2 separate regions of the Mus musculus genome follow, and region 2 is linked to region 1. The links are chromatin loops, found by intact Hi-C in ENCODE. Cell type or tissue: gastrocnemius. All regions are shown on one strand. Each heading gives the region's core, and the rest is flanking DNA. Links, peaks and the distances in the headings are about the cores only.

Region 1 (2,906 bases), core at 304-2,803:
GTAGAGTTTGCTGAAGTTTTGAATCATTGGCTTTGTCAGAATTCCTCCCATAAAATTATATCCTTAATACTGTTGAGCATGGGCACTTTAAAAAGGGCTAGCTAGGCATTGTTTCCCTGTGGTAGATGAAAGCTTAGACTCCTCCCATCAGGGAAGTCCAAACACCACTTCTTGAAACTGCTGCTTCTCTTCCTAGGCAGCATCAGAATTTTTAGGCTAAGACTATGTAACCCTACCTGAAGCTCAGACTTCCAGCTGAGGTAGCATTTTGACACCTATAGGGTGATCAAGTTAGACTCGGAGTTGGGGGACCCATTCTCTGCGAAGCTGGTATATCTGGATGTGTACAGTTGCTTTAACCTAGGGAAGGTATGGCTTGGGGTCGACTTTGAACACCATGCACAGGCTGTACTTGTGGCCAGACCTCATTACGGCAGGTTTGCCATTTTTTGTTCTGTGTCAACATGAGCCTCTAGCAAGAGAAATAGGTGCCCAGAGCAAGGGCCACACTGACTTCAGTGTATCTGAGTAGAGCATCAAAAACTCGTCATGGAGGATGGCTAAGGTAGAAGAGCTTGTCTCTGGAAACAGTGAAAGAGCCGTGTGAGAATATAACAGATAGTGCAAGTCATAGAGAAAGAAGAGGATATCCAAGAAGTGATAGTGAATCAAATGTTTAATCGTGTTTCTCATTGCTGACCAAGGAGATGTGTGCCCTTACTTAGGTCATTTTCCCACAGATATCAGCTTCCTGTACTTTAAAATAGACATGTAGGACTGGTTAGTCAGAACTCTAGCCCCCGGCAGCTCTGTGTTGTAGGCTGTGTAAAGTGCATCAGGAAGCAAGGTGAGGCTGATCTAATCACAGCCTCACGGTAGGACTCAAAGGGAAAGCACTGGGAAAGAGACACTCGAGAAAATTCATTAAAAAGTCACTACTTCCTCTCATCTTAAAGAAGCAAGTCAAACACTGTAAAAATAAAAACTAGATGAAATTAAACATTATTGCAAGACATGAAAAACATGTGTGCTGTCATTCTGAGGATCTGTAATAAAGATAAATCAGTTGTTTTTAGCAGTGTGCTATGTGTCTGTGAAGGGCACGACAGATAATAGGTTTGGAATTTCTGAAGTTATTGTACAGCAAAATTTGTTTTTTTCCTCAGGCATTCAATCTTTTTTCTCTAGCAATTTTGTACATGACAAACTTTTTAGTGGTCGCATTAATAATCTATAAGTAATGGGTTGTCAGGTGTCAGTTAGAGATTAAAAGATTGTTTAAGCATTACCCATTTGGTTCTTCGAATGAGTTTTGTAGGTCAGGAGAAATAACTTTCTGAATTGTGGTTGTGTGTGTACACTGCCCCTCCCCCTTTCATTTGGCTCCACGCCAGGTATATGTGAAAGAATCATATTACATTACATAAATCCTGCATGTAGCAGCAGATTTGAAACTCATATTGTGTGAGCCAAGGGGACGAATCTCTAGGCTGTCGTCTGTAAATGTATTCGAATTTGTCAATGTTATTCCTGATCTTCTCAAAGGAACTTTGCAAGGGGAAAGAGACTCAGCTCAGAGGGGCTGTGAAGCTTTGCAAGGCAAGTCAGGCTTAGGTCTCTTCTTGTCAAATCTGCCTTGAGTGTGTTTACATATCGTTTGCCTTCCTGGTATTTTCTGCTTGCACCGACCTGATCTCCACCTATTTTGTGTCAACAATTGCTGAGCCTGGTGTTGGGTGATTAAGCACTAAGCATCCAGCCCTGAGCTGGCTGAGACCCTCTTTCCCTCACTTACATCACTGTCTTGCTTCAGGGCTGTGCCTACAGAAAACAAATGGCATATTTGAGTGGCTAAAACATCTGACTAAAATATTGAAAGTGGGGGCAAATGTTGCCTCTTTGTTATATAATACTTTTTTTTTCAAGAGTGGAGGGGGAGCAAGGGCCCCAGAGGAAGTCGAATGCTTAAGGGTGAATACCCAGGACCTGGTCTGTGCTGTTCCTGTGTGTGGATGCCATGGCTCTTTGTGGAGGAGCTTAGGGTTCTACCAGCTACATTAAAAAATACATTCTAAGGACAGAAAACACAACATTCAAAAATAAAAACATATGGAATGCATGTCTGTAATTTTGACAAATACAGGGTTCACCATCCAATGGCACCATGGTCATTAAAAATGGTTCTCTCCATTTATTTGCATTCTTGCAAAGTTTTTAGGTTGGCATACTGGTTTGGGGAAGTAATTAACTCTGTCATGCTAGTAACACCTCAACACTAACAAATAAACAGCAAAAATACTTAATATGTATGATATCCTTAAAGGCACTAATTGTTCTTTACCCTCTTAAATAACTGGTGCCTTGCAAGATTAGCCCCTATCTTCAAAGAAGGGAAAAACTATTTCCTTCCTCAAATGCATTAATTCTTCCAGACTCGTAGTGATTATCCATCTTGGGCCCTAACCGTAACTTTAAAAAAAAAAAAAAAAAAAAAAAAAGAATTTCCTGTCATTGGAGAGATCTGGCTTAATGCTGATAAAGACATTTAAAAAAAATCAAAAAGAATAATACATTGCCTATGGATGAAATAAAACTATCCTGATTACATAACATATATTGAAGTTTTTAGTACTTTTACTCTAGGGTACTGAATTTTTTTTTAAAAGCCGTATTTTTGCGGACTGCTGTCTGACAGGGGGTTTTGCTGGTCTATATTACAAAAACATCTGCTCTGGTTGACTTTGTTTGATCCCTCATTTGGGTCAGAGTTCATATATACTTGGAAATGGTTGAGCTTATAAGATGTTGAGAAAGCTAATGGAAAGAGCTGTATTGTACAGAAACCATGAGATCTCCGCCACCTTGACTCGTCACCTGGCAGGATTGTTCACAGAAAGGGGAGCAAA
Region 2 (2,906 bases), core at 299-2,798, 120 kb before region 1:
ATTGTGCTTATGTTCCTTTGCCACCTAGACCGGTAAACAAAACAATTTACTGAAAAGCAGGAACTCCAAATAAATCCTAGCCTCAAAAATATGTAGTTTATCAAAACTGACCTTGTTCAAACATGAAACCTTTGCGCAGAGTTAAGGAAACTTTAAGCCCATTACTTAAGTCTGCCTGAAACTCCCTTGGGCTCTTAAAGGCTAGGTCATATACGTGTATTTTACAGTAAATTTCTCCCAGTTAAATTGCACTTAGACGATTTCCCTTGCGATTCATTTAAGGATTGTAAACATAGCCATGCCCACTGTGGTGTCTGGATTGAGTGTCCTGCCCCCCCCTCACCCCCGTGGGAATTTCACCGGTGCTCTGTAGGCCTCTTGGGGTGATGACACTCACACCCTGCAAGACCCAGCAGCGGTGGACCGCCACTCAGGTTTGGGCCGCATTGGTCTGGAGCTGGGGAAGGGCTTTTAGGCTGTCTGTCCAGCTCAGTAGGTTCTATAATCCGCGGAGAAGTGGCTGTTTGGCCCAGCCAGATCAGCTTCCTTAAACTTGGCGGGGAAATCTCCTTCCAGTGAGCAGGAGGTAATTCAAGGCTCTTCCATGCCTGTTTTTGACGCACAAGTCTGTATTAATCTTCTAAATGATACACGGGGCGTTTGTGCAAGAAAAGAGCACAAGGATGTGATGGGGAAACTAAAAGCTTCAAACTTGAGCGTCAAAACAAAAAGGACACAGAGAGGAGACACAGAGGCACATGATGAGGGGTCGTGGGGCCTTTTATTGTTTTAAACAGTCGGATCTCTTTCGAGGCAAAGCCCATTGAAGGTTTGGGGTGAACATATGTCAACCTTCAGGTGTTCGTTGTTGGGGGCGGAGTGCTGGGCTGGAGGCCCGCACGCCTTGTCTGCTAGGCTTATCCCACGCGCACTGCCGCTGGTGTGAACTAGCCCGGCGCTGACTCGTGCAGACTGCTAAAAGCTGTCTTAGGAGGCTCCGTTGCTCGATAGAACCTGATTCCAAATCTAGGTTCTAATGTTTACCCTGTATCCCCTGTTCCGTAGACACCCTCTCAATAGAAACTTGAATACTGGCTGAAGAATGGAAACAGGTCTGTGACTTTGAACCTAAGAGTTGGCTTCAGTACCTTTCAGAGATGCTAAACCTTTTCCAAACAATCTCCGCGTGAAGGAAGCCTCCCTAGTCTTTCTCAGAACTCTCCTCAAAACCTTCCCCGGCCCCTGGGGTGAGGGTTCGGTCCGCAGCTGGCGGTGGGATGGGGGCGGGGGCGTTGGGAGCGTAGGCTGGCTGCTTTGGGGGAGAGAGCCTTTTGGCCACCTTCAGGGCGGGAATCCGGAATGGCAGTTTGCATTCCCAGCAGATCGAAGCTCCCTGCTGATCGATTATTTGATAATTGATTTTCCCCGCAGCCAATGCGCGGCTGCCTGGGCGGGGACGCCTTCCGATTGGTGGAGCTCTCTCCACGGCTGCCTACCGAGATTTGGGTGAGCTCATTTTCCAGTCGACCGCAGGGGGAGTTTTCTGCGAGGTTTCAGCTGGGGGGTGAGGGGAATCCTCTCCGAGCCCAGCGAGCTGAGAGCCCTGCCTGGGATGTGAGGTTTCCAGCTGCTCCGAGAGCTACTGTGACTGAGCAATCTAAGCCACGAGAGCCGGGCGCAGAAACATAAAGAGTAAAATAACCCCCACTAGATAGAGTAGCTGAAGAGTGAGAATAAAAAGACTCAAAAAACAATTTTAAGTCCAGGGTGTGGTATTTCAAGAGAGAAAGTTAAAAACCACTGGCTGGTTGGAGACTTTAAGTTGTGGGCAGGGTCAGCTTTTGTCTGAAATCTCAGCTTCCGAAGTGGATTTCTTTTTCTCTGGAACTGGGAGCTTTCACGGGGCTGGGTTCGGAGATAGACAAATTGAGAGATGGAGGTCTGGGAGGCCGGCTCCGGGCGTCGCCGCTGAAAGAGCTGGGGGTGGGGGGTGGGAGGGAGCGCAGCGTCTCCAGGCCCGAGCAAGGCCGAGGCTGGAGCCCCTCGGCGTCGCCCAGACAAAGGCAGCCCCAGCCGCAGCGCAGCGGAGCTCTGCAGCTTCGCCGCGCCCCGGGCGCACGGCTAAACTTGCCGGTAGCGCAATCGAGAAAGAGCCTCGGGTCCCGGGGCTCCCAGGCCCCGGCCGCCCGCAAGGTCTGGCTGCTTGGTGCCCGCGTTGAGTTTCGTTCTCCAGCGGTCATAAATAGCTCGGTGTTTGTAAACAAGCGCTGGGGGCACATTCCCGGCGCTCGGCTCATTGTTCCCTCCCTTCCTCCCTCACTTCGCGCGGCGGCTGGGGCTGAGGGCTGCAAGAGAGGAGGTGGGGACGTCCGGACTCAAAGTGACAAAATGCAAGCATTTCCTTTCCTCCGGCCCTACGTCCACTTCTGACAGCGGGGGGAGAAAAAAAAATAAAGAAAGAAAGAAAAAACCCAAACCAAAAGAAAAAAAAGAAAAGAAAAGAAAACCTCTAAGCTGAGTCTGCAGAACGCCCGGGCGACCGCTACCCCACGTTCTCAGGACTCTCGAGCGGAACCTTTTCCAGTCCAGTTCCAGCTCCTCTTCTTGCTCTGGCTTTGACTTTTCTCCTCCGGGAGTCTAGCAGAGAATCCAGTACTTTTGGCATCACCCCCACCCCGAAAAATACTGGCAGACCCCAATAATTTCGAGGAAAGTCTTGAAGTCTTTCATGAGCGGAGCCCTGAGCGAATTAACTCCGGCATCTGCCTGCCCTACGTTTATTCCCGATTTATTTCAAGCGTCCGCTTTGGGAAGAGAGGCTGGAAGGGGACGTAAAGCCGGCGGGTTGGGAGCTGCAGCCTGTATTTGTGTGCATGTGCCCTGGGTGTGTGGTGTTAGTGCCTGGG

Evidence for each region. A loop is a pair of places that touch in the nucleus more often than their neighbours do. Peaks named below come from ENCODE experiments on the same cell type or tissue, not always from the same donor. Only the 100,000 strongest peaks of a DNase experiment are listed, where the experiment ranks them.
Region 2: it touches region 1 in a loop (2.6-fold over the local background); 2 of 42 quality-filtered maps call a loop at or near these places.

Annotation. Positions count from the first base shown.
Region 1 is chr11:18,896,965-18,899,870 of GRCm38, reverse strand. All of the region lies in intron 9 of Meis1 (Meis homeobox 1), which reads left to right. Among named protein-coding and RNA genes, the nearest start is that of 8430419K02Rik, 21 kb to the right of the region's middle. In gastrocnemius, for the core only: no CTCF peak of the experiment used is centred there; a DNase peak (open chromatin) is centred at 1,384; H3K4me3 peaks cover 218 bases; H3K27ac peaks cover 1,132 bases.
Region 2 is chr11:19,019,117-19,022,022 of GRCm38, reverse strand. It overlaps a transcript of Meis1 not described here. Among named protein-coding and RNA genes, the nearest start is that of Meis1, 1.6 kb to the right of the region's middle. In gastrocnemius, for the core only: a CTCF peak has its summit at 1,535; DNase peaks (open chromatin) are centred at 1,443, 2,051, 2,280, 2,646 and 2 more places; H3K4me3 peaks cover 2,292 bases; H3K27ac peaks cover 2,104 bases.